Linked DNA regions of Homo sapiens: regions 1 and 3 are each linked to region 2. A link is an interaction called in ENCODE POLR2A ChIA-PET data of the cell type or tissue named here. Cell type or tissue: MCF 10A. All regions are shown on one strand. Each heading gives the region's core, and the rest is flanking DNA. Links, peaks and the distances in the headings are about the cores only. Region 1 overlaps NAB2 (NGFI-A binding protein 2). Region 2 overlaps LRP1 (LDL receptor related protein 1). Region 3 overlaps MARS1 (methionyl-tRNA synthetase 1).

Region 1 (10,605 bases), core at 2,944-7,943, 79 kb after region 2:
GCTGAGGCGGGCGGATCACAAGGTCAAGAGATCGAGACCATCCTGACCAACATGGTGAAACCCCGTCTCTACTAAAAATACAAAAATTACCTGGGCATGGTGGCGCATGCCTGTAGTCCCAACTACTCGGGAGGCTGAGGCAGGAGAATCACTTGAACCTGGGAGGCAGAGGTTGCAGCGAGCCAAGATTGTGCCACTGCACTCCAGCCTGCCAACAGAATGAGATTCTGTCTAAAAAAAAAAAGAAAGAAAGAAAGAAAGAAAAAGAATTCCTGTTGCAAAAACTGAACAAAATCCCACAGGGACATGTGCAGTAATACCAGCTACCACGTGTTGACAGCTTATATGCCAGGCGCTGTGCTTAACACCTTATGTATGTTATCTCACTTAATCCTCCCAACATCTCTTTGAGGTAGATACTATTATTATCCCCATTTTACAGATGAGGAATCTGATGCTCAGAGGGTTATGTAGTTTGTTCAAGTTCCCAAAGCAGGTGAGTGCCATGGCTAGGAGAGAACCACATATTTCTGACTCTTGCTCTTTTATTTTATGTTATATTATGTTATTTTATGTTTTGGTTTTTTTTTCTTTTCTTTCTTTCTTTCTTTCTTTCTTTCTTTCTTTCTTTCTTTCTTTCTCTTTCTTTCTTTCTTTCTTTCTTTCTTTCTTTCTTTCTTTCTTTCTTTCTTTCTTTCTTTCTCTTTCTCTTTCTCTCTTTTTCTTTCTTTTGTGTGAGACAGAATCTTTAAAGAGAAGAAAGAAATGCTCATGTGACCAGAGGGTGTGTTAGCTAAAGGGAGCAAGACAGTCACACCCAGCAGGTTACCTTCCTTTGGGCGTCACCTCTGCCACACCTCCTTAGGGAGAGGGTGTAGCATAGTAGTTAAGAGGGGCTCCAGGGCCAGAATGCCTGGGTTTAAATCCTAGCTCTGCCTCTTACCAGCTATGTAGACCTGGGCAAGTCATTCGACGTTTTTGGACTTCCATTTCTTCATCTGTAAGATGGAATTATTATAATCCCTACTTCCATAGCCTGGTAAAGAGCAAATAAATATATGGAAAGGCTTGAAATAGTGGCTGGCACGTGTAAGCATTAGGATTGGTCGTTGTCATTGATGGAGTCTCAGGTTCGGTCTGATCCTCAGCCCTGTGATTCTGTCGTGAGGGCACTCACAGCTCACTGCCTGCCCTAAACAGGCTCCAGCTCTGGCCCTCCCTCGGCTCACACCTTTCCCCCTCTCCCCCTAGGAGATCCTGCTGGGCCGTGGCTTCACCTTTTGGCAGTGGTTTGATGGTGTCCTGGACCTCACCAAACGCTGTCTCCGGAGCTACTGGTCTGACCGGTGAGTCCCCACCCTGGGTAGTCTGAGCAGCCATACACCAGTCACCTCCATACTCACTGCCCATGCCCCATCCTCTCCTTCATCCCGGCCAGGCTGATCATTGGCTTCATCAGCAAACAGTACGTTACTAGCCTTCTTCTCAATGAGCCCGACGGAACCTTTCTCCTCCGCTTCAGCGACTCAGAGATTGGGGGCATCACCATTGCCCATGTCATCCGGGGCCAGGATGGTGAGGCCACCCCAGCCAGTCCTCTGTCTCTGTGCCTGTGCCCTCTGGGGTTTCTTCTGGGAATGAAATGTCCTGACCTTCCTGATGCCGATCCTGATCTTCAGGAAGTTCTTCCAGCTTCTCTTCTTCCTTCTGTGGTCTAAATGTTCACCTTCTCACTGTGAGCTCTGTGGGAACGGAGACTAGTGGGTCTCTCTCCCTCAGGAGCCCCACCCTAGGTCCTCTCTCCCTTGCCTTGGTGGAGTGAGAACAGGTCTTATGGTAGGGGTTGGGGAAGGGGAAGAAAGTCCGGACAGAGGGATCTCAGGGTCTCCTTCCTACCATAGGCTCTCCACAGATAGAGAACATCCAGCCATTCTCTGCCAAAGACCTGTCCATTCGCTCACTGGGGGACCGAATCCGGGATCTTGCTCAGCTCAAAAATCTCTATCCCAAGAAGCCCAAGGATGAGGCTTTCCGGAGCCACTACAAGCGTGAGCTGGAACTGGCAGCTCTGATTCCTTCCTGTCACCCACTTCCTCCCTGCTCCCCGCTGCCCTCCTCTCCCTGCCCGCGTGTCATCCTGATGTCACTCCCTATTTCATAGCTGTGCTTCTCTTACTTCCCCATGATCCATGCCCACCTTTTCCACCTCCCTTCCTCCCTAACCCCAGAGCACTCCATGGCTGTCTTTTCCTTCTCACAACAGCTGAACAGATGGGTAAGGATGGCAGGGGTTATGTCCCAGCTACCATCAAGATGACCGTGGAAAGGTGAGTGTGGTGGTATGGACAGTGGGTAGGTCAGGGGCTTAGTGCTTATCTGCAGGAAGGAGGGGTGGCATCAACCCTTGGTCAGTCACATGTACCTCCTTCCCTCCTCCAGGGACCAACCACTTCCTACCCCAGAGCTCCAGATGCCTACCATGGTGCCTTCTTATGACCTTGGAATGGCCCCTGATTCCTCCATGAGCATGCAGCTTGGCCCAGATATGGTGTAAGGAGCTGGAAAGACAGGAATGGGAGTGGTCTGTGCAGATGGGCTAATCTTAGCATGGGCAGCTGGGAGAGCTGGCACTGGGGGCTGAACAGGGAATCTTCCTTTCCATGAGAGGGACACCTGTTCAAAAGCAGGGTGTGGTGGTGTCCAGGAGAAGGGCTGGCATCAGGGGGTCTGTTTTCTTTCCCCAGGCCCCAGGTGTACCCACCACACTCTCACTCCATCCCCCCGTATCAAGGCCTCTCCCCAGAAGAATCAGTCAACGTGTTGTCAGCCTTCCAGGAGTAAGTGAAAAACCTCATGGGGATACCATCCCACTCTAAGGGGGTGGGCATTTGAATTGTTAGAAGAGGCTCTTCTGTGAGAAAGGAGCAGCAAATGCTAACAGCCTGTCTTCTTCTCTTCTGTCCACTCTAATGAGGGGGTAGTAGTTAAGATCTGGACTGCCTAGGTTTGAATTCTAGCTCCACCACTTACTGGTTTGGGGCAAATTACTTAGCCTTTGGTGCCTTATCTGCACAATGGGGGATAATAATGCTAATAATAATAACCTACCTCACTGCATTATTGTGGAGATTAAATGAGTTCATAACACTTAAAAAGCTGAGCATAGTGCATGGCTCATAGCAAAAGCTGTGTAAGTCCAGTCGTGGATCACTTAATGAAGGAGCATTTTCTGTCTTTGGCAGTTTCATAATTATGCGAATACCATTGAGTATAATTACACAAACCTAGATGGTATAGACTACTATACACTGAGGCTATATTGTGTAGCCTATTGATCCTAGCTTTAAACCCGAGCAGCATGATACTGTTCTGAATAGTATAAGGAAATAGTAACATAATGGTAAATATTTGTGTGATAGGAATTTTCAGCTTGATTATAATTTTTTTTTTTTGAGACAGGGTCTCACTCACTGGAGTGCAGTGGTGCGATCTTAGCTCCCTGCAACCTCCGCCTCTTGGGCTCGAGCAATCCTCCTGCTGTAGTGCACCACGACACTCGGCTAATTCTTTTTTAAGATTTTTCTGCAGACAAGGTCTCACTTACTGCCCAAGCTGGTCTCAAACTCCTGGGCTTAAGTGATCCTCCCACCTCGGCCTCCCAAAGCGTTAGGATTACAGGCGTGAGTCACTCTGCCTGGCCTTGATTATAATCTTATGGGACCACTGTGGTCTGTAGTTGACAGAAATGTCGTTAATGTGGTGCATGACTGTTATTATTATTTTCTGTCCTGCCCCTGAGAGCCACTGTCACTTCTCTGCTGTATTGGTTTTTGTTTACTCATCTGTTTTGGCCTTGAAATGGCCTAGACATTTTTCTTCCCGAAGTATGACACTCGGGTGCTTATTAACTTAGTCAAGACACAACATCTCCCTTCCCAGAAGGTGAGGCGGGAGTGAGGACTTGGGGACTTAAGAACTACCAAAGTTCAGAGTCCAAAGAAACATTAGAAATTGGCTAATCCACCCCCATAACACGCACATTTTACAGATGAGAAGACTGAGCTCAGAGCATAGAAATAGCTTGCCCAGGCCATGACTAAGTCAGGATAAGGAGCTGGAGCTTGTTTCCTCACTCAGTGGTCCTGACTTTGCACCACTCTGCATTTGCCTAGCCTGCCTTCCTCTAACTGTGCTCTCCCTACTTCCAGGCCTCACCTGCAGATGCCCCCCAGCCTGGGCCAGATGAGCCTGCCCTTTGACCAGCCTCACCCCCAGTGAGTGACAAAGCCCCTCCTGACCCCATGTGCCTCTTCTTTCCTGGCCTTGCCCCGCTCTCCTTATTTCCATTGCTGGTTCCTGGCAGGGGCCTGCTGCCGTGCCAGCCTCAGGAGCATGCTGTGTCCAGCCCTGACCCCCTGCTCTGCTCAGATGTGACCATGGTGGAAGACAGCTGCCTGAGCCAGCCAGTGACAGCGTTTCCTCAGGGCACTTGGTGAGTGGCAGCTTGGGAGTGGAGGCTGGGTGGCATCTAGGGGAGTGGGCGCCATGCCTACTCCACTGCTTCTCCCATCTCCTTGCAGGATTGGTGAAGACATATTCCCTCCTCTGCTGCCTCCCACTGAACAGGACCTCACTAAGCTTCTCCTGGAGGGGCAAGGGGAGTCGGGGGGAGGGTCCTTGGGGGCACAGCCCCTCCTGCAGCCCTCCCACTATGGGCAATCTGGGATCTCAATGTCCCACATGGACCTAAGGGCCAACCCCAGTTGGTGATCCCAGCTGGAGGGAGAACCCAAAGAGACAGCTCTTCTACTACCCCCACAGACCTGCTCTGGACACTTGCTCATGCCCTGCCAAGCAGCAGATGGGGAGGGTGCCCTCCTATCCCCACCTACTCCTGGGTCAGGAGGAAAAGACTAACAGGAGAATGCACAGTGGGTGGAGCCAATCCACTCCTTCCTTTCTATCATTCCCCTGCCCACCTCCTTCCAGCACTGACTGGAAGGGAAGTTCAGGCTCTGAGACACACCCCAACATGCCTGCACCTGCAGCGCGCACACGCACGCACACACACATACAGAGCTCTCTGAGGGTGATGGGGCTGAGCAGGAGGGGGGCTGGGTAAGAGCACAGGTTAGGGCATGGAAGGCTTCTCCGCCCATTCTGACCCAGGGCCTAGGACGGATAGGCAGGAACATACAGACACATTTACACTAGAGGCCAGGGATAGAGGATATTGGGTCTCAGCCCTAGGGGAATGGGAAGCAGCTCAAGGGACCCTGGGTGGGAGCATAGGAGGGGTCTGGACATGTGGTTACTAGTACAGGTTTTGCCCTGATTAAAAAATCTCCCAAAGCCCCAAATTCCTGTTAGCCAGGTGGAGGCTTCTGATACGTGTATGAGACTATGCAAAAGTACAAGGGCTGAGATTCTTCGTGTATAGCTGTGTGAACGTGTATGTACCTAGGATATGTTAAATGTATAGCTGGCACCTTAGTTGCATGACCACATAGAACATGTGTCTATCTGCTTTTGCCTACGTGACAACACAAATTTGGGAGGGTGAGACACTGCACAGAAGACAGCAGCAAGTGTGCTGGCCTCTCTGACATATGCTAACCCCCAAATACTCTGAATTTGGAGTCTGACTGTGCCCAAGTGGGTCCAAGTGGCTGTGACATCTACGTATGGCTCCACACCTCCAATGCTGCCTGGGAGCCAGGGTGAGAGTCTGGGTCCAGGCCTGGCCATGTGGCCCTCCAGTGTATGAGAGGGCCCTGCCTGCTGCATCTTTTCTGTTGCCCCATCCACCGCCAGCTTCCCTTCACTCCCCTATCCCATTCTCCCTCTCAAGGCAGGGGTCATAGATCCTAAGCCATAAAATAAATTTTATTCCAAAATAACAAAATAAATAATCTACTGTACACAATCTGAAAAGAAAGACGCTCTAACTGCTCAGATAGGTGCTGCGGTCCAGCCCCCAGCTGGAGGAGACCCTGAGTCCAACCCAGGCCTCCCGAGGGGGCCAGTGAAGGGATCCCACACCCACCGCCCCTATGTAGGGCAGGGAAGAAATTGCAAAGGACTTGGGGGATAGATGGGAATGGGAGGGCAAACTGCAGCACTTGTTAAATTAATTAAAGAAACAAACCAGAAGCACAAAAACGGGGAAGGAGAGGGGAGAAGGAGCAGGTCCAGTGTTCCCAGGCCCCCAATTCTGGGGGCAAATGTTGCCACTTTTAGCTGGACCTTCCCAGGGAAGTCCCCCTTTCCCCCTTGTCCAAACTGAGTCCAACTGCTCACACCACTGGTGCAAACCTAAAGAGAATGGGAGTGTGTTGTGTGAGGGAGGGGAAAACCCCAGATGCCCTGGAGGCAGAGTCCTTGCCCCCTCGCTCTGGGCAGGGGTGAGGGCACCACGCACCCTCCTTGTGTCCTCTCTCCAGGCCTCTGCTTGTTATTGCTTGAAGCCCCACAGTCTTATGCCCATGGAGCAGGTGGGGAGGCAGGAGAAGGGCAGAGGAAGGATCCAGGGTTGTGACTAGATTCCGGGGATGGAGAGCGTGGGGGTCTGTGTGAGCCAGAAGTCTGAGGTCCTGGGTCTGAAGACACCAGTCCAACCCTCACTGCCGGCTGGCCTCAGCCTCCACTTTCACGCTGCTCCTGCGACCCTCCACCAGCGCGGGATGGGGTCCTGGGGCAGGACATCTGTCCAGCAGCCCTTCCTCGAACTCTGCAGGGAAAAGGGGGCAGTTAGGAGACTGCAGGGTGACTGGCTGCAGACAGAGGTGGTTGGGAACAGAAGCAGGGGCAAAGAAAGCTGTGAAGATGGGCTCAGTTTAGGTTTATTGAATTACTGCCTCCTGCCCACTGCATGTGTATGGGGGGTTCCATTCCCATGTGTGTGAGCCCCCTCCCCTCCCTGGCTGTGCGTAGCTCTGTCTCTGTCTGTCTCTCTCTCTTTCTCTCCCGCCTCCTCGGTTGCGCTGGAATTTCTGGTTCTGTCAGGAGCTGCGGGGGTGGTTTGGCTCTGACCTCTCCCCTCCCCCCTTCCCAAGCTCTGCCACCCCCACTCATCCCTGGCCCCCTCCCAGGCCCCTCCCAGGCCACTCTACCATGGCCCCCCAAGTTTTTTGGTAGCCAAATCAGAGGGAGAACAGGAAGCCAGCCTCCGAGCTCCTCCCTCAAGAAGAGCCCCCCTTCCAGTCCCCGCCCCCACTTCCCACCCACGCACAGTTTAAAAATACCAAGCCAGGGTTGGTGGCTTTGTCTGCTGCGTCACTCTCAGCCCAGCGGCTGCCCGGCCCTCCGCCTGCCCACTCCCTCTTCCCCCTTCCACACACAAAGCATCACTGCTTTGGGCTCCTCTGCTTCCAAGCTGGGCATCCCCATCCCCATACCCACAACTCCTAGCCTGCTCCCCACTCCTGGGTTGGTGGAAGTGCCATCTGAGCTTCCCTTATTGATGCTCCTCCTTCCTGCTCCTTCATCCTCTTTTCTCTGTCCCCCCATTCCCCAGTTCCCCTTTCACAGATCTACACTAGGACCAGACTTTCCATGGTGGGAGCAGCTCGGCAGGGTCTGCCTCTCTGCACCCCAAGGCCTGGCTGGCTGGAGCCCAGCCATCCTACTGCCCTCTCTGACGACTATATCCCTCTTCCTCCCACCTGGCCCCAGGACACCAGAATTGCTGTGTGGGGCCTGAGTGGCCGGGGTGCTTGGGGACAGCACTGCTGGCTGCCTCACCTGCGAGAGGTGGCTTCGCAGGCACACAGGGGCTGAGGCGGCCCACGCGGTCGTGGGAGACGAGGCGGGCGAGCCGCAGCCCCTCGTCCATCAGTGTCTGCTGCAGGATGTGTCGGCTCCATAGCCCATGGGCTGGCAATGCCAGAGGCAGGTCAGCAGGGGGCGGCGTCAGCCTTGGACATGACCCCACAGCTGTGGGCATGGGCACTGGTCAGGTAAGGGGCTGCAGCCAATGGAACCCCCACCCTCAACCACATAGCCAGCCCACAGGCCCTTCTGCCCCCCCTCCAGCCAGGTCTCCCAACCCTGTTTCAGGCACTGCCTCCTGGCTCACTCCTCCCCCAACCCCCTCCCCTACTCCCCCACCCTCAATGAAGAGAAAAGTGTTCTGAGGCACACTCACCCTGCAAATGTCCATCCAGACTCTCCCCAGACAGGCTGGCGCTGTCCTCCTCCAGGCTGGGGCGGTATGGGGGTACATAGGACTCAGGGCCTGGGGGAGGCTGCTGGATTTCAGGGTGACTCTGTTCTCCAACCTGTGGATGCCCAACATGGGGAAATGAAGACCTGCCAAGGGAGGGGATTGGGGAAGGCTGCCCAGTGCCCCTATATGCACCCCGGAAAACATACCTCTTGTTTCAGCTTCTTCAGTGGAGGGCCTCCCAGTTCTTCAGGGTGAAGCCTGAAAAGATGGGTAAGAATAAAGTGGATGAGGCTGACGAGGGCCACTCGACTGGCAGAGCACAGAACCCAGCCAGAGGCATGTGTTATTTAAAACCTTTGCCAAGAAGCTGGCCGAGAAAGAGTCTCTAGTTCAAGCACTATTGTTGTAGGGGGTTGGGGGGACCCGACATGGATGGGAGGAGAGACCAGACCTGAGACAAGCTGACTTGGCCAAAAGCAGGACATCCAGGTGGGCGGGAAGCAGGCCTAGAGCTGCCTGAGCTGAAGGTTAGGACATGATCTAACTCCATAGCAGGATTCCAGTCCAGGAAGGACCTGGGGAAGGGGTCTCACCTGGAGCCCTTCAAGGAGGACAAGTAGGTGCTCTCTCGGGCTACTTGGCGGGACAAAGAGAAGAGCTCCACTCTCCGTAATAAGAGCGTGTTGTCCCTCATGCAGAACTGGGCAGCAGCCTCGTTGATGGTGAGCTGTGGAGGGAGGGCAGCCAGGAGAGTCAGAATTCGAACTTCCCCGCTGCCTCACCAGACCTCCTCACACCCCTTCACCATTGGACAAATGAGGCCCATCCATCAGACGCTTGCTTTGGTTTTGACACTACATGGGAGCTTTCTGAGGTGGGAAGACAGAGGTCAGCACCCACAGCTTCCTAGGAATGCCCGGGGCCTCCTCCTCTCCTGTGGGGTCCTGAGTGACAAGGAGCTGAACAGCTCGGTGCTGCCTGTATCTCTGCTTCCCCCTCAGCTGAGGATGGAAGCACTGCGGCCGCTGGGGTAGGGGCCTGTTGGGGAGGGGATCAGGGCCTGGGGTCCTGGTCAAGAGATAATGAAAGATAGTCGGAGACTGTAGAAACTCGCAGAGGTAAGCGGCTGGAGACCTGGAAGTCAAGGGCAATCCTAGGAGGCCTGGGGGTTCTCACCTCGTGCAGGCTGAGCTGCTTGCCCTCCCGCCGCTTAGAGTCGAAACGGCCATAGATGATGCTGTATTTGCGGATCTCCTCTTCCTTCTGGCTGTCATTATCATCCATCTCAAAGATGTGCCCAACGCTCCGTGCCAGCTTCTTATTCAGCTTTAGCAGGGATGTGACCTCCCCAGCATCCCCCCTTGGGAAGCTCCGGAAGATCCTCTCCACACTTTCCACCACCATGCGTACCATCTCTGGCTCCAGTCGGTCTGGACCACCCCCAGTCCCACCTGCTGCCAGCCCCCCAGCCCCAGTCCCCTCAGGGACTCCTCCCCCTGCAGGGGGGGAGAAGGGGGGCGAGCCAGCCTCCTCTTCTCCTCCTGCCCCAACGTCCGACTCTGGAGTGCTCCGGCCTGGCCAGATCCGGGGGTCCCCTGCCCCAGGTCCCCCAGGCAGTGGTGATAGCTTCTCTCCAAGTTCAAGGGGGCTCTTGGGGCTAAAACTGCGGGCACTGCCTGCCTTTTCCCCTGGGCTGCCATGCCCATTGCTCATGCTCCCTTTCCGGGTACCCGCAGTCTCAGAGATCTTGAAGAGCGGGATGCTGGAGACGGGAACAGCAGGCACTGGTTGACTGAAGAGCCCTGGATTGGTGGCCCACTCTCTCAGTGCCTTCTGCAGGCGCCGGACATGGAGGGGCTTGGTGGCCATGCCCACAAGTGCCATGATCTCCAGAAACTCCTCCTCACCCGCCTCACACAGCTGCTGCACGTCGTCCCCTCCCTGCTGGATGAAGGTCTCATAGTAGGAAAGGAGGTTGGCGCGCTGCAGGACCCGGTACAGCTGCAGCTCCCCCAGCGTCCGAGGCAGTGCCATGGCTCGGGCACTGGGCCTGAGAAGGAGGGGCACAAGAGAGAGGCAGTCGGTGCAAGTCCCCCTACTGGGTACCAACCCACACTAACAATTGTTCCCTCTTTCCTGCCTGCTTTTCTTCCCCTCCCTCATTTGGATGCTATCCTGCCCAGTGCCCAGGTCTGAGTACAGACTCTCAGAATCAGGCACTGCTCAGAGGCATGGACAAGCCAGTGCCGTCCTAGACTGGCCCGAAGCCCCAAAAGTCAGTGGCCTGTGTCTGTAGGAGTCGAAGCGTCTTACAACCTTATCTTCAGCTTTTATCTTTTTGGTCTGGGGCAAGAAGAACTTGAGCGCTGAGGCTGACCAGCACCGACCTGGGATGGCTGGACCTCCCTCTCCCCCAAAACACAATCCTCACCTTCCCC
Region 2 (10,605 bases), core at 2,373-7,372:
GGAAAGGTCAGGGTCCTCTTCTTCCCAGCCCCACACCCCATGCTCCCCGGCCCTGGGCCCTAGACTGACCCACGCAGAGGGTGGACGACAAGGCCATGGGGCTGCTCCAGGCCCTGCACCACTGCGTTCTTGAAGGAGCCATCCAGCCGGGCCACATTGATCTGCTTCTTATTGGTGTCATAGCTTGTCCAGAACAGGTTTCGGGAGACCCAGTCCACAGCCAGCCCGTGGGCATTTGGCAAGTCTGGGGGCACAAGTAGGGAGTCAGTTGTTGGGTGTCTGCAGGGCAGTGGGTCAGGAGGGGAGCCAGTGTGCCTTCTGGAGAAAAGGGATCAGGAAACCAGGCTGGAGCACTGAGGGGGAACAGGACTGGGAGAAGGACCACTCGGACCAAGTAGACCAGGGTTGGGAGCAAGGGGCGGGTGGAGGTGCCCATGTCCACTGGTGGGCATCCAGGGCCAGGAAGAACCTGCAGAGACGACTGTCTCCACGCCTGTGCCGTTGATGAAGGCCCGCTTGATGGCCTGTGTCCGCACGTCAGACCAGTACACACGCTGCTCGCGGGCATCGTAGTCTAGCACTGTGACGTTGTCGATGTCGGGCACCGTGAAGGAGATGATGTAGTTGTAGTAGGGAGCATCCAGGTCCACACCTCGGATCTCCATCTGACGTGCGTACAGCAGGAACTTCTTAAACTCTGTGGGGCATGGGCTGGTCACTGAAGGCAGTCCCTGCCTCTGTGCTTCCCACCAATCCGGTTTCAGGCCCTGCCTTCTTCTGGATCCGTCTGTTTGCTACTGGCCCTTGGCTCCGTGGACATACCCCGCTGGGTGCAGCCCCCCTGGCAGACCTGCAGCCCCTTCTCACAGTGGCTGTCTCTGGAGCCTCTCCTATCGGGACCCTCCCGACTGGGACTCTGCCTTAGCTGACAACCGGGATCCTGGGGCCTGCGGCCTTCCCTCCAGCCTCAGTTGCTCACTGGCTCTGGAGGGAGGGGCTCCTACCATAGCAGGTGGTGTTGTCCTTGTGGAGCTTCATGAGGTGGGGGCAGGCGCAGGACACGGTCCGGTTGTAGTTGATGAGACACAGGTGGGAGCAGGGGCCCTGGCCCCCATTGGCCTCACAGGGATTGGGAGCTGGGGGCAGGGTGGAGAAGAGAAGAAGCCAGAGCATCCTGTGACTTGCTGCTCCCTACATGGACCACCCCTTCCTCGCCCACTCTCCTCCCCCTGTTCCAGCAGCCGCTACTACTAGACCCTTCTCTGCTGCTAGACAGTGCCTCTGTCAACAGCCGGCCTACCCCTGCCATCCCAGCACAGACTTGCTCCTGTTCTCACTGCCCTCTCCTCTCCTAAGAGCTTCTACAGCTTCTAAAGAGGCTGCTGGCTCCCTTCCGGCTGCTCGAGGCCCCGAGCCCCTTACCCATGGGCTGGCGGGAGGGGTGGTACACCTGCAGGTCAAAGGGCTGGGTGTTGGTCCTCTGTACCACGGTGACATTGTGGCCGGTCCACTTGTTGGCCTTAGCCAGTGTGTTTGTTCGCCAGTCAGTCCAGTAGACCTCCCCCCCGTACAGCGTCACTGCAAACGGGTGCGACAGGAACTCGTGTCCCCGAAGCACCTCCATGTGGCCAGAGCCGTCGTAACGGGCTGAGTAAATGGCATCTGACCTAAGAGCATGATGGAGCAGAATGAGGATGCCAGCTGGGATCTCAGCCCTCAGAGCTCTGCCCAGGTGCCCACCCTCTGGGCCCTGGCCACAGCCCTCCCAGCGAAGAGCATGGGACCATTCCCTCCCCTAAGCCTTGCTGGCCAGAGCAGACAGACAGAAGGACCAAGGTGTGAGAACCCAACAGGTCCAGGTTTCACCTCTCAGGCCCCGATTCCCAAGCCCCAAGGGAATCTTTCGGTCACTTCTCCCCAGGGCTGCTGTCAGCACTCAGGGCTTTGATGAAAGTCAGAAAAAGGCACCCTCAGCGTGAACCCCGGGGGGCGGAGCCTGCAGTGAGCCGAGATCGCGCCACTGCACTCCAGCCTGGGCGACGGAGCGAGACTCTGTCTCAAAAAAAAAAAAAAAAAAAGAAAAGAAAAAGGCACCCTCCCTGGGCAGACCAATTAGAAAGAAGTTTCCCCTCCCTCTGGGCAGACACAGCCCCAGCAGAGGGAACAGAGTGGAGAGGACAGGTGAGTGGAGAGGATGGTACAGTGTGAATAACCACAGCTGATGGCCCTGCTTCCGCCTCCTCTACCTGCCCCCTCCCCTCGGCCCTGGCCTCCCCACGCCCCTCCGTCCTCCTCCTCCTGTGCCCAGTCCTTTGCCACCGTTCCTAGTTCTAGATCCCTTGGTCCTTCTCATCACCCTCATCACCACAGGTTCCTCCCCACCCCGTCCTGGTGCCACAGACTTGGGCCTTCTCAGGGCACAGAGGGTGCTGACCTGGCGTCAATCCAAAGGATGCGCTTCTCCAGGTAGTCCACGGTGAGCCCGTTGGGCCAGCCCCCAGAGCCGGTCTCCCGGTGCACGGTGCGGCGCCCAGCCCCACTCATGGAGGCTGCCTCAATGCGGGGCAGGCTGGCATCCCAGTCTGTCCAAAACAGGATCCTGGGGAGTGGGGAGGGGTCAGGAGGGCTAAAGTCAGGGCCCTCAGGGAGCGACTGTGGTGGGATCGTAGGTAGAGGGTGGGAGGAGGCAGATGGCACTGAGGAGTAAGGTGTCCCTGGCCAGGCTGAATGGGACTTCAGGGGGGCCATGGGGCCAGGAGAAGGCTGGGCAAGGTCCTCACCCATCCCGGGGATCCAGTGCGATTGCCCTTGGGTGCTCAATGTCACCGGCCAGCAGGGTGGTCCGGAGGGTCCCATCCAGCTTGGCCACCTCGATCTGATCCAGGTTACTCTCCACCCAGTAGATGTTGCCTGCAATCCAGTCTACAGCCAGGCCCTCGGGTGTGGCCAGGCCATACTGAATCACCACCTCGAAACTAGTCAGGGCTGGAGAAGAGAGGGCAGTGAAAGGTTAGCGTCTCCTGGGGAGCTGTGCATGAATGTGTGAAATCCTGGGAGCCCTCGATGACCCACCCTCAACCCTGGCACTTCTGCCAAAGTTTCTGATGTGCCCATATTCAAGAGTAGGACTCCTATTGTCTCCCCAACTTTTTTTTTTTTTTTGAGACAGGGTCTTCTGTCACCAAGGCTGGATGCAGTGGCATGATCATGGCTCACGGCAGCCTCAACTGCTTGAGCTCAAGTGACTGCCATAAAGATTTTTCCATGCTAATACATTATGTGTGTGCCTCATTGTTTTAGAGACTGTTGCACAGTGTGGATATCATCACAGTTTACTTAGCCTCCCCCCTCGTTGATGGACATTTGTAATGGTTTCAAATTCAAGTTTGTATTATTACAAACAATACAAACTTCTCTAGTAAAATGTGCCTCTTAGAAGCCTTTGCTCAGATGTCACCTTCTCAGGGGACCTTCCTTGACCACACAACTGAAAACAGCCTGTTTTGATCACTGCTGCATGCCCACTGCCCAGTGTGTACAGTGGGCACTCACTATTGTGTGTGACTGAAGGAAGTCTGGGGTGCACCACGCTGCCTGGGACAGAAAGCAGCGTTCAGGTACGCCACTCCTAAGTGGCTTTTTTCTTTCAAGCCTGCAATTCTAGATCTGGGGAGCAGAGCTCCAGGCCATTCAAAGGTAAGGCTGATCATTTTGTTAATTATCAGGCTGGCAGTTCTGCTGACGATAATTACGGGGCGTCAGGCATGGAGACCCACAGCAAAATCTAACCCAATGAACAGAAGTGTGGGGGATGGGGGAGCCAAGCCTCTGCTTTGGGGCCACTTGGATGGGACCTGTGGCCCCTAGCGCCTGAGCGCTCCGCCTGTGTGCATCCTGCCTGGCAGCAATCGGTGGTCACCTCCGTTGTCCAGCAGCTTCCCGCGGTAGATCTTGTCCTCCACCACGTCGGTCCAGTAGAGGGCGCTCTGGCTGAGGTGGAAGTCCAGGGCGATGGTGTTGCGCAGGCCGGGCACCAGGACGCTGTAGTCTCCTTTGTGAAGATCGATGCGCCGGATTTCATGGCGGTTGGAGAAAATGATGAACGGCTTGAAGGGGTCTGGGATGGGAGGGATGTGATGGGGTCAGCAAGGGGCTAGCTGCCTGTGTGCCACCCGTCCTGGCGCAGGCAGGTCTCTGCTGGTCCGGGCACTGGGGGCTAGGGTGGAAAACTCAGCCTTTGGCACCTGGCCACCAAGCCCAACCCACTGCAGCTCAGAGGCCTGCCTCGGCCTGCCCCACCACACCTCACTGTTGTCTCACCCAGGCTGCGGCAGCTCTCGCCGTCAGGTTCCAGGACCCAGCCCTCGTAGCAGGAGCACTTCACGCTGAACTTGTTCTGGTCGCACTTTTGGCTGCATTTGAGATGCTTGGCACAGTAGCTCTGGATCTGGCAGGTGTGGTTGTCGGGCCCCAGCTCCATGCCCAGAGGGCAGGAACACACAATGCCTTCGCCAGGTGCCACTGAGCAGTTGTGGCTGCAGCCACCGTTATTCAGAGAGCACTGGTCTAGGGGAGGGGCAGGCATGGAACAGACCCAGGGTCAGAAGCTGAGAGGAGGCAAGACCACGGCCCTGCTGGGCCCCAAGTCCTGGGCAGCCTGGACCAAGTCCTTGTGCCCTGCCCACGGCCCCATTCGTCTCCATTCCTGCTGAGCTTCAGGCTGAGCTTCAGCCCAGGACTTCCTGGGCTCCCTCAGGACCAGAGTTGGGACCCTTGCACCCACCAGCTGGCACCATACCTCCCCTTCCCACAGGGAGCACCCCTCAATATCTCTGTCTGGTCTCGATATGTTCCTGCCTTCTTGGGCCCAGGGCGGGGGCCCCAGCTTTTTGCCTCCCTGGGAGGGACCCTGGGAGGTCCTTAGGTCCAGTCCCCTTGTGCTGATCTCTCCTGATTTGGAGGGGTTTGGGGTGGGGTGCAGCAGGGCCTATACCACCCTTGGTCCTCTGGCACACCCTGGAAACTGCCAGCCTGACTGATAGCCTGTCGGCAGTTCTCCCAGCCAGTCCCTGTGGCCTTATCTTCCACTCCTCCCTTCCAAGGAACTGGGGGCTCTGCCTGGCTAAGAGGACCAGATAAGGCTGCTCTGCTCCTCATCCCCAAGTCACACCACATGGTCCTCCCTGACTCCTGGACTCCCCCAACCTCATCTCTTTTGGTCTTGAATGGGCACCCTCCTCCCCTTGCCTGTTTGTTTGTTTGGGATGGGGTCTTGCTCTGTCGCCCAGGCTGGAGTGCAGTGGCAGGATGTTGGCTCACTGCAACCTCCGCCTCCCAGGTTCAAGCGAGTCTCCTGCCTCTGCCTCCCAAGTAGCTGGGACTGCAGACATGTCCGGCTAATTTTTGTATTTTTAGCAGAGACAGGGTTTCACCATGTTGGCCAGGCTGATCTCAAATTCCTGAGCTCAAGTGATCTGCCCGCCTCAGCCTCCCAAAGTGCTGGAATGACAGGTGTGAGCCACCGCGCCTGCCCCCATGCCTTCTCACTCACTCTGCAAGTACTGCCTGTCCTTGGGAACCCCATGCAATCCCCACATCCTCCAGGAAGCCTGCCCTGACCATCAGCAGTCAACCCTGGTGCCTTTGTCTCCACAAGAGCACTCCGCATCTCTCTGTGGTATGCATGTGGGCAAGGGGTCTGAGTCTCCACAGCAGTTTAGGAGCTGTACTACCTTGGCCCAAGTCTGGGGGACCACTATGGAACCCCTCCATGCCTCAGTGCTCCCATCTGTCAAACGGAGAAAACAGAGCACCTGGCCCCCAGGGATGCCTTGTGGATAAACTGCTCTAATGGCGTGGCTCACTCAGCACAGCGCCATGGGGAGCGCCAGGTCCACACAGGCTGCTGGTGACCACTCTGGGTGCTGCTCGCCTGCCCGGCTGCCAGAGCTGCTCTCTCCTAGACTCAGGTCCCCCAAAGACTGTCCTTGGCCCAGACTCCTACCCAGCCACCCTCCCTACCCTTCTCCTGGGACCAGGCCTCACCGCAGAGCTCGCCCTCATCTGAGCCGTCGCCACAGTCGTCGTTGCCATCACACAGCTTGTCAGGGGGCAGGCAGACTGAGGTGTTGTTGGCACAAGGGTGCGAGGGTGGCCTGCAGGCCAGGGACTCGCAGTTCTCCTCGTCCGAGTTATCCTCACAGTCATTGTCGCCATCACACACCCACGCTTTGCTGATGCACCGAGCTGAGGGACAGGTGCACTATGAGGGCCCAGGCCCGGGGACTGGGGCTCCCCCTGCCCTTCCTTCCAGACCCTGTGGGCTTCTCTAATAGGGTCAGGATTGCAACGCTGTGGGGTCCACGAGGAACCCCGAGGCTTTTTGGGTCAAATTCACATAGGCAACAAACAAGGCAGGAATCTGCAGCAGGAGGTGCTGAAGCTCAACTCTGGTAGGGTTTTGGCTTCTCAGGTCCTCTGTGCAGGCTCTGGCCCTTCATGCCTTCCCCCACCCATGACACACAAGCTTCCTCTGGACTGCCTTTTGCCTTGCACTGTCCCCAGCACCACTCCACACAGCACAGTGCCATCCCCTTTGCCGCTACTCTGCTCTCAACACGGTCTCCTCCTGCCCACATTGTGCTGTTCCAGACGCCCTCCAACCATCCTCTTCACCTGAGTCCTTGCAGCCAAACTTGACACTGGGATCGCAGACGTGGGTCACTCCCTCACAGCTCTTCTCATCGCTGGAGTCCATGCAGTCAGTGTCCCCATCGCAGCGCCACCGCAGGGGGATGCATAGTCCATCCAGCCGGCACTGGAACTCATCAGTGTGGCAGCCACCAGGGGGCCTCGTGGCTGCAGAGGGACAGTGGAGGGCCTCAGGAGGGAGGGGTTGCCCAGGTCAGCCCTCCTCATCCCTGTGCCCTGCCACCCCGGTAAGCCCAGCCTGGGGATATGAGCAGAGGCAGGCCTGGAGAGTCTGCCAAGCTTTGCTGACACTCCTTGGAAGCACCAACTCAGTAGTAGAGTCAGGAGGCATCACACCTCCAAGGGCCCCACAATCACCTCATCTAATCCCCCCATTGACACCGGAGATCTCAGCTGGAGAAGCAATTTGCTAAGGCCTGAGCCCAAATGCCCACCTCCTTAGCCTCTATTTCATTCATTCATGCCACAAATGTTTACTGAGTGCCTCCTGTGTGCCAGGCGCTGTCCTGGGGCCAGCACTGAACCAGACAAAGTCCCTACCCTCATGGAGCTTAGGTTCTAATGGGGAAGAGAGACAAGACATAACCCATAAATCTAGACTGTAATTTCAGGTATTGATAAAGCTATGGAGATAAAGCTGGGTAGAAGCTGAGAGGGATGGGGGTGATCTGTCAGGTAAGATGGTCAGGGAAGACCTCTGGGCAGAAGGAATCTGAGCAGAGGCCTGCATGAAGAGCGAGTGAGCCCAGAGGATCCCTGGAGGCACACTCCAGGCAAGGGGAACAGCCGCTGCAAAGTCTCATCTCCGAGATAGGACTACGCCAGCACTTCAGAAAACAGCACACAGGCCAGGCGCGGTGGCTCACGCCTGTAATCCCAGCACTTTGGGATGCCAAGGCGGGCGGATCACGAGGTCGGGAGATCGAGACCATCCTGGCTAACATGGTGAAACCCTGTCTCTACTAAAAATACAAAAAATTAGCCAGGCGTGGTGGCAGGCACCTGTAGTCCCAGCTACTTGGGAGGCTGAGGCAGGAGAATGGCGTGAACTGGGAGGCGGAGCTTGCAGTGAGCTGAGATTGCGCCACTGCACTCCAGCCTGGGCGACAGAGAGACTCCATCTCAAAAAAAAAAGAAAGAAAAGAAAACGCCACAGCTGCCCGGGAGGCAGAGCTTGCAGTGAGCCGAGATCACGCCACTGTACTCCAGCCTGAGCGACAGAGGGAGACTCCATCTCAAAAAAAAAAAAAAAGAAAAAAGAAAACGCCACAGCTGGAGTAGAGTGCAGGGGGAGGGGAGGGCAGGAATGCAGGTCAGAGGGGTAGGGGTGGGGGCCCTGCAGGCCGTGCAGAGGGGCTTGGCATTTGTTCCAAGGGTGCAGGGAGCCAGTACAGGCTGGAGGGCAGGGCCAGGGCATGATCTGACTTATGTTGTCAGGATCACTCTGGCTGCTGTCCTGAGATCTGACTCAGGAGGCCAGGAGAGGAGCAGGAGCACTGCCTGGTGGAGCCCCACACTCATACACTCATGCTGCCACAGACACCCCGCTCCTCCCCCTTCCCTACCCTGGACCCAGCTGATGCTCTCATCTCATGCCGGGACTTTCAGCAGCAGTCTCTGAACTGATTTTCCTTTCTTGGGGCCCCTGAACCTCTTCTCAATCTAATCTTCCTCTAGGGCTGTGTTCCGAAATCACCTCCTACATCACAGCACCTTCCGGCTTGGAAATCCTTCAAAGGTTCCCAGTGCCTCCCAAATCAAGCCTCTCACGATTTACACCTGCTGTCATCATCTGCCCCCTTTGAGGACAGCCTCATTCCCCACTGTCCCTGCACGAGCCTTTCCCTCGGTCTGAACGGCTCCACCTGGCCCCACTGTCACCCTACGGAAGTGCTCAGTTTCACCCTCTAAGTCTTGACGACAGCATTCTCCGGACCATGCCATCCCCACTGGAAGACCCTCCCTCCTGTCCATTTACCTGCAGTCTAAACACAACTCCTCCTGAATGGTCCCAGACCATCCAGCTCATACCATAGTTAACAACTGCTACCAATAGTGACACCCTGCTCCTCCACGCCAGGCCTCACATACCTCAGCTCATTTCATAAAGGAGGATGCCCAGGCTCAGGGGAAGCAACTTGTCCAAATTTGCCCAGCTTATCTGGGAGCGGCAGGGAGCTCTTCTCACCACACCACACAGCCTCCAGAGGCCCCTTCTCAGAACCCTAAGGGATATCACCTGTGCCCCTCACCCTCCCCTTCACAGAGATAGCCCTGGAGACGCAATTACTATTTCCCAAGCTTCCTGTGGCCTTCTCTGTCCTCCCTCTCAGGGCAGGGCTCAAGGTGGGCACTCAACGCTGTCCAGTCTTCTCCTACTAGGGTGGGAATGTGCCCTAACTCTATAAGGCAGAGGCTGTAATCTAGTGGTCCATGGGTCAGATGAGGCCTGCAGGAAGAGTTTGGTCTGTAGTTTTTTTTAAACTTTTTTTTTCTTTTGAGACAAGGTCTTATTCTGTCACCCAGGCTGGAGTGCAGTGGCGAGCTCACAGCTCACTGCAGCCTCAACCTCCTGGGCTCAACCTCTCACCTCAGCCTTCTGAGTAGCTGGGACTACAGGCATGTGCCTCCATGCCCAGCTAATTTTGTTTATTTTTTGTAGAGAAAGGGGTCTCACTATGTTGCCCAGGCTGGTCTTAAACTCCTGGAAACAAGTGATCCTCCTGCCTTGCCTCCCAAAGTGATAGGATTACAGGTGTGAGTCAACACACCCAGCCTTTTTTTTTTTTCTTTTCTTTTTTCAAGATGGGTTCTCCCTATGTTAACCAGGTTGGTCTTGAACCCCTGGCCTCAAGTGATCCTCCCACTTCACCCTCCCAGAGTGCTGGGATTATAGGCATGAGCCACCATGCCTGGCCTGCACCCAGCCTTTTAAAACTTCTAAAATCAACTGCCAGTTGGTATGGCTTGAATTGTGTTCCCTAAAAAGATATTAGTCCTATCCCATAATACCTGTGAATATGACTTTATTTGGAAATAGTGTCTTTGCAGATGGTCAACTTAAGATGAGGTCATAAGGGTGTATCCTAATCCAATATGACAGGTGTCCTCACAGAAAGGGGAAATGGGGATCTGGTGACAGACATGCCCACAGGGAGGACACCGTGTGAAGATGAAGGCAGAGATCGGGTCAAGCTTCGACAAGCCAAGGAGCTGCAAAGATTGCCAGCAAACCGCGGAGGCTGGGGAGAGGCCTGGGACAGAATCTCCCACACGGCCTCAGAAGGAACCCACCCTGCCAACAGTTGGGTCTGGGACTTCCAGCCTCCAGAACTGTGAGACGAGAGAAACTAATACTGTAGTGTTAAAAATTTGGTAGTTTTCACATAAAAATCTGCACATCTTCCAGAGCTAGGAAGCCAGCATTCCTTGAGAGGGCCCATCCCTCCAGAAAACTAGGTCCCCACCGCCCCCGAGGCTGGGCCCCAGAGGCCAGGGCACTGGGAGCCTTGTGGAGCCAGGCCCTCTCTCCTCTGTCTCTTCAGGCTCATTCATCCCTGCCTGCAGCATCCTTTTCTCAAGCTACTATTTACCAAACACAGGCCGTGTGCTGAGCACTTTTCGTGCGTGATCTCACTAAACTCCCACATCAGCGCTGTGATGTTGGTGCTATTATTACCCCACTTTGCAGACGAAACTCACAGAGGCCCATGGAGATTAAGTAACTTGCTCAAGGCCACCCAGATAATAAGCTGCAGAGCTGGAGCTCAAACCCAAGGCCACCAACTGCAAAGCGCATGATATTAACAGCGTGTGGCAATGATTTTTCGGCAACCTCCCTCTCCCACAGGACCGGGAGCTCCTGAAGGACAAGAGCCATGCCTAGGCTACCTC
Region 3 (5,000 bases), core at 1-5,000, 330 kb before region 2:
GTTCTTGTTCGTTTCTCTAGGTTGAGTTCTCATTTTAATTATTTCCTATTTCAGCTCAACTCCTAACTCAAGATAGCAGCTCTCCAAGATCTTTTTCCAAGTACTGCCTCACCCCTCATTTCCTATGAACACCCCATCAGTAGTCTTCCAGGGTACTTACCTGTAGCAATGAGGTGGCTGACCAAGGTATAGTTATCCTCAGCTCCTAGGGCTGAGCAAGGAAAGACTAAGCTATGGAAAGGAACATTGTCTTTGGCCATGAACTGATACAGGTCCACCTAGGGGAATGTGGTTAGGAGAGATTTCCTGAGACCTCCTTCAAAGGCCCAAGGAAGACCAGACACCCAACCCTAACACCCACACCCTACCGCCTACCCTCCCCATGCACAGCCTAACCAAGAACTGCTCACTTGCTCTGGGTTCTTCCACCATCTCTCCCACTGGTCTGTGTAGTTGGCTGTGATGGACAGATAGCCAATAGTGGCATCAAACCAGACATAGAATACCTGGAGGTCAGAAGGAGGTAAACATGTTAGGGACCAATCCAAAGTCTCAAACTGAAACAAGACATAATCAGCAGTCTACTCTGCTAGCCCAGGGTTTCAACACTAAGGCTGAATGATATGAATAAAAAAGGGTTTTTACCTTGTCTTCAAAACCTTCTAAGGGTACAGGGGTTCCCCATTTGAGGTCTCGGGTTATGCAGCGTGGCTTGAGGCCATCCCGAAGCCAAGAACGGGTGATAAACTGGGCATTGGGTGTCCAGTCACTGCCAGGCAATGTCCTCCCCAACCACTCCTCCAGTCGCTTCTCCAGCTGAGATAACGGAGAAAGAGGGCTGATTTAGGAAAGTCTCATATATGGTTAGCATAAGGATAAACACATATAACCTTTTTGGAGCACAATTTGGCAATATATAACTTTTTTTTTGGAGACAGAGTCTTGCTCTGTTGCCCAGACTAGAGTGCAGTGGTGCAATCATAATCACAGCTCACTGCAGCCTAAACCTCCTGGGCTCAAGCAATCCTCCTACCTCAACCTCCCCAGTAGCTGGGACCACAGGTGCACACCACCATGCCAGACTGTAATTTTTGTAGAAACAGGGTTTTGCCACATTGCCCAGGCTGGTCTTGAACTCCTGAGCTCAAGCAATCTGCCCACCTCAGCCTCCAAAAGCGCTGAGACTACAGTTGTGAGCCACCCTGCCCAGCCTTAACTAGATTTTTAACACACAGCCAGGGGCAGTGGCTTGCGCCTGTAATCCCAGCTACTCCGAAGGCTGACGCAGGAGGATCACTTGAGGGCAGGAGTTCATGACCATCCTGGGCAACACAGCAAAATCCTGTCCCTAAAAAAAATTTTTTTTTTTTTAATTTTTAAAAATATGGAACACTTCACAAGTTTGCATGTCATTCTTGTGCAGAGGATGTGCTAATCTTGTCCATATCAGGGTCTCACTGTCACCCAGGCTGGAGTACAGTGGCACATCATGGCTCACTGCAGCCTCAACCTCCCAGGCTTAAGTGATCCTTCCACCTCAGCCTCCTGAGTAGCTGGCACTACAGGCACGTGCCACCACACCTGGTTAATTTTTGTATTTTTAGTAGAGATGGGTTTCACCAAGTTGCCCACCCTGGTCTCAAACTCCTGGGGTCAAGCAATTCTCCCGCCTCAGCCTCCCAAAGTGTTGGAAGTTGGAATTACAGGCATAAGCCACCGTGCCCAACCAATTTTTTCTTTTTTTAAATACAGACAGGGTCTTGCTTTGTTGCCCAGGCTACTCTCAAACTCCTGGCTTCCAGCGATCCTCCTGCCTCAGCCTCCCAAAGTGCTGGAATTACAGGCATGAACCACCATGGCCAGCTGAGGAAGTGCAAAAAAGAAAAAAAAAATTTTCTTTTTTTTTTTTAAGGTAGGGTGTCACTCTGTTGCCCAGGCTGGTCTTAAACTCCAAGGCTCAAGCAATCCTCCAGCCTTGGCCTCCCAAAGCATTGGGATTACAGGTGTAAACCAGCATGCCCAACCAAAAAAAAATTTTTTTGAGCTGGAGTCTTGCTCAGCTGCCCGGGCTGGAGTGCAGTGGCACGATCTCAGCTCACTGCAACCTCCCCACCTCCAGGTTCAAGCGATTCTCCTGCCTCAGCCTCCTGAGTAGCTGGGACTACAGGTCGGTGCCACCACGCCTGGCTAATTTTTGTATTTTTAGTAGAGATGGGGTTTCACCACGTTGGCCAGGATGGTCTCGGTCTATTGACCTCATGATCCGCCTGCCTTGGCCTCCCAAACTGCTGGGATTACAGGCGTGAGTCACCATGCCTAGTCAATTTTTTTTTAATCAGCCAGGCATGATAGTACACGCCTGTAGTCCCAACTACGCAGAAGGCTGAAGCAAAAGGATAACTTGAGCCCGAGAGTTTGAGAGTGCGGTGAGCTGTGATTGTGCCACTGCACTCCAGCCTGGGTGACAGAGTGAGACCCTGTCTCTAGAAAAAAATTTTGTTTGAACACACTTGGCTATATACCCTTAGTCTAGGGGAGGAATCAGGATTGCCAACAAATCCTAAACTCTTTTTAATAGGTTATTTTTTTTGTAGACGTACCAGCAAAGCAATTCTGAAATTGTTTTAGGTATATTGTAGGATTGAGCTAATAAGTAAATGTGCTGATGCCTATTGAGAACCAGGACACCTACAGTGGAAGAAGGTAGATAGAGACATGAAATAAATAAGAGAAAGTGACGAAGAACTCTGTGGGGATGGACTGAAATTGCAGGTGTCAGTGTGAACTTAAAATAAATACCAACTGGCCAGGCACGATGGCTCACGCCTGTAATCCCAGCACTTCGGGAGGCCAAGGCAGGCAGATCACCTGAGATCAGGAGTTGGAGACCAGCCTGGCCAACATGGTGAAACCCTGTCTCTACTAAAAATACAAAAAAAATTAGCTGGGTGTGGTGGCAGGTGCCTGTAATCCCAGCTACTCAGGAGGCTGAGGCAGGAGAATCGCTTGAATCCTGGAGATGGCAGTTGCAGTGAGCCAAGATAGTGCCACTGCACTCCAGCCTAGGTGACAGCAAGACCCTGTCTCAAAACAAACAAACAAACAACAAAAAACAAATACCAACTCTCTTTGATAAAAGGTCCTAGTAGCAAAGACACCCAGTAGCAATGAGCACATCTACCACCTAGATTTTGGTATCTAATACTGTTCCCTACTAAATTAAACTCAAGGTTGGTGACATGGTTGATTTCAAGGCTGAACCAGATGAACCTAGAGTATTTTTTTATGCCACAAATTAAGGAAGTGTTTAAAACATGATGGGAGATCTCAAAAGCAGACAAGCCACCTTGAATACGTTCCTACTGATGAAATAAGTAACAATTTGAACATGAAAATAAATTTAGGACAGGAAAGGATTATAAGAAATTGAAAAAAATAGGAATCCATGAGTCTATACTGATAATAAATAGTTAACTAAATTAAAAAATAAATGGAGGGAGAAGGATAAATATAGAGAGTAGTGGTAGAGTTGGAAAATCACCATAATAAAGATTGATTCAGGTAAGAATGATCAATGAATGCTACATTTATAGGGAATATTTTGTTCACGAAGAGCAAAGTATTGCATGGTCTTTAAAGTGTATTCCCTCAAGGCTGGGCGCAGTGGCTTACACCTGTAATCCCAGCACTTTGGGAGGCTAAGGCGGGTGAATCATTTGAGGTCAGAAGTTTGAGACCAGCCTGGCCAACATAGTGAAACCCCATCTCTATTAGAAATACAAAAATGCTCTCCCTCTACCCTCTACCCTCTACCTCTACCTCTACCTCTACCTCTCCCCACGGTCTCCCTCTCCCTCTCTTTCCACGGTCTCCCTCTGATGCCGAGCCGAAGCTGGACTGTACTGCCGCCATCTCTGCTCACTGCAACCTCCCTGCCTGATTCTCCTGCCTCAGCCTGCCGAGTGCCTGCGATTGCGGGCGCGTGCCGCCACGCCTGACTGGTTTTCGTATTTTTTTGGTAGAGACGGGGTTTCGCTGTGTTGGCCGGGCTGGTCTCCAGCTCCTAACCGCCAGTGATCCGCCAGCCTCGGCCTCCCGAGGTGCCGGGATTGCAGACGGAGTCTCGTTCACTCAGTGCTCAATGGTGCCCAGGCTGGAGTGCAGTGGTGTGATCTCGGCTCGCTACAACCTCCACCTCCCAGCTGCCTGCCTTGGCCTCCCAAAGTGCCGAGATTGCAGCCTCTGCCGTGCCGCCACCCAGTCTGGGAAGTGAGGAGCATCTCTGCCTGGCCACCCATCGTCTGGGATGTGAGGAGCCCCTCTGCCTGGCTGCCCAGTCTGGAAAGTGAGGAGTGTCTCTGCCCGGCCGCCATCCCATCTAGGAAGTGAGGAGCGCCTCTTCCCAGCTGCCATCCCATCTAGGAAGTGAGGAGTGTCTCTGCCCGGCTGCCCATCGTCTGAGATGTGGGGAGCGCCTCTGCCCCGCCGCCCTTTCTGGGATGTAAGGAGCGCCTCTGCCCGGCCGCCGCGTCTGAGAAGTGAGGAGACCCTCCGCCCGGCAGCCGCCCCATCTGAGAAGTGAGGAGCCCCTCCGCCCGGCAGCCGCCCCGTCTGAGAAGTGAGGAGCCCCTCCGCCCGGCAGCTACCCCGTCTGGGAAGTGAGGAGCGTCTCCGCCCGGCAGCCACCCCGTCCGGGAGGGAGGTGGGGGTCAGCCTCCGCCCGGCCAGCCGCCCCGTCCGGGAGGGAGGTGGGGGGTCAGCCCCCGCCCGGCCAGCCGCCCCGTCCGGGAGGGAGGTGGGGGGCCAGACCCCCGCCCGGCCAGCCGTCCCGTCCGGGAGGGAGGTGGGGGGCCAGACCCCCGCCCGGCCAGCCGCCCCGTCCGGGAGGGAGGTGGGGGGCCAGACCCCCGCCCGGCCAGCCGCCCCGTCCGGGAGGTGAGGGGCGCCTCTGCCCGGCCGCCCCTACTGGGAAGTGAGGAGCCCCTCTGCCCGGCCAGCCG

The links. Peaks named below come from ENCODE experiments on the same cell type or tissue, not always from the same donor. Only the 100,000 strongest peaks of a DNase experiment are listed, where the experiment ranks them.
Region 1: POLR2A ChIA-PET joins it to region 2 with 6 read pairs; 3 of 35 experiments call an interaction of 5 or more read pairs at or near these places.
Region 3: POLR2A ChIA-PET joins it to region 2 with 7 read pairs; 2 of 35 experiments call an interaction of 5 or more read pairs at or near these places.

The regions. Positions count from the first base shown.
Region 1 is chr12:57,090,737-57,101,341 of GRCh38, reverse strand. It overlaps NAB2 (NGFI-A binding protein 2), which reads right to left. Exons shown (of 7, transcript NM_005967.4): 2 at 9,344-10,217; 3 at 8,761-8,894; 4 at 8,374-8,425; 5 at 8,147-8,279; 6 at 7,744-7,935; 7 at 5,866-6,730. The coding sequence ends at 6,621. STAT6 (signal transducer and activator of transcription 6) reads left to right here. Exons shown (of 22, transcript NM_003153.5): 14 at 1,252-1,346; 15 at 1,439-1,575; 16 at 1,902-2,048; 17 at 2,264-2,327; 18 at 2,440-2,550; 19 at 2,745-2,837; 20 at 4,209-4,274; 21 at 4,364-4,492; 22 at 4,581-5,934. The coding sequence ends at 4,770. Among named protein-coding and RNA genes, the nearest start is that of NAB2, 6.9 kb to the right of the region's middle. RefSeq lists enhancers at 4,902-5,021, 4,699-5,535, 6,080-6,610, 7,102-7,396, 7,143-7,674 and 1 more and silencers at 7,037-7,106, 7,947-7,996, 9,344-9,624. In MCF 10A, for the core only: a CTCF peak has its summit at 7,905 (motif pointing right); DNase peaks (open chromatin) are centred at 5,051, 7,231 and 7,881.
Region 2 is chr12:57,169,421-57,180,025 of GRCh38, reverse strand. It overlaps LRP1 (LDL receptor related protein 1), which reads right to left. Exons shown (of 89, transcript NM_002332.3): 21 at 6,676-6,858; 22 at 6,046-6,246; 23 at 4,321-4,566; 24 at 3,920-4,117; 25 at 2,781-2,985; 26 at 2,435-2,599; 27 at 1,423-1,667; 28 at 1,005-1,136; 29 at 470-697; 30 at 70-244. Among named protein-coding and RNA genes, the nearest start is that of MIR1228, 20 kb to the left of the region's middle. RefSeq lists an enhancer at 2,263-3,462 and a silencer at 6,695-6,908. In MCF 10A, for the core only: CTCF peaks have their summits at 3,980 (motif pointing right) and 6,831 (motif pointing right); DNase peaks (open chromatin) are centred at 2,995, 4,015 and 4,365.
Region 3 is chr12:57,507,514-57,512,513 of GRCh38, reverse strand. MARS1 (methionyl-tRNA synthetase 1) reads right to left here. Exons shown (of 21, transcript NM_004990.4): 12 at 646-816; 13 at 411-506; 14 at 161-278. It also overlaps the pseudogene LOC124903093. Among named protein-coding and RNA genes, the nearest start is that of MIR6758, 2.7 kb to the left of the region's middle. In MCF 10A, for the core only: no CTCF peak of the experiment used is centred there; a DNase peak (open chromatin) is centred at 2,353.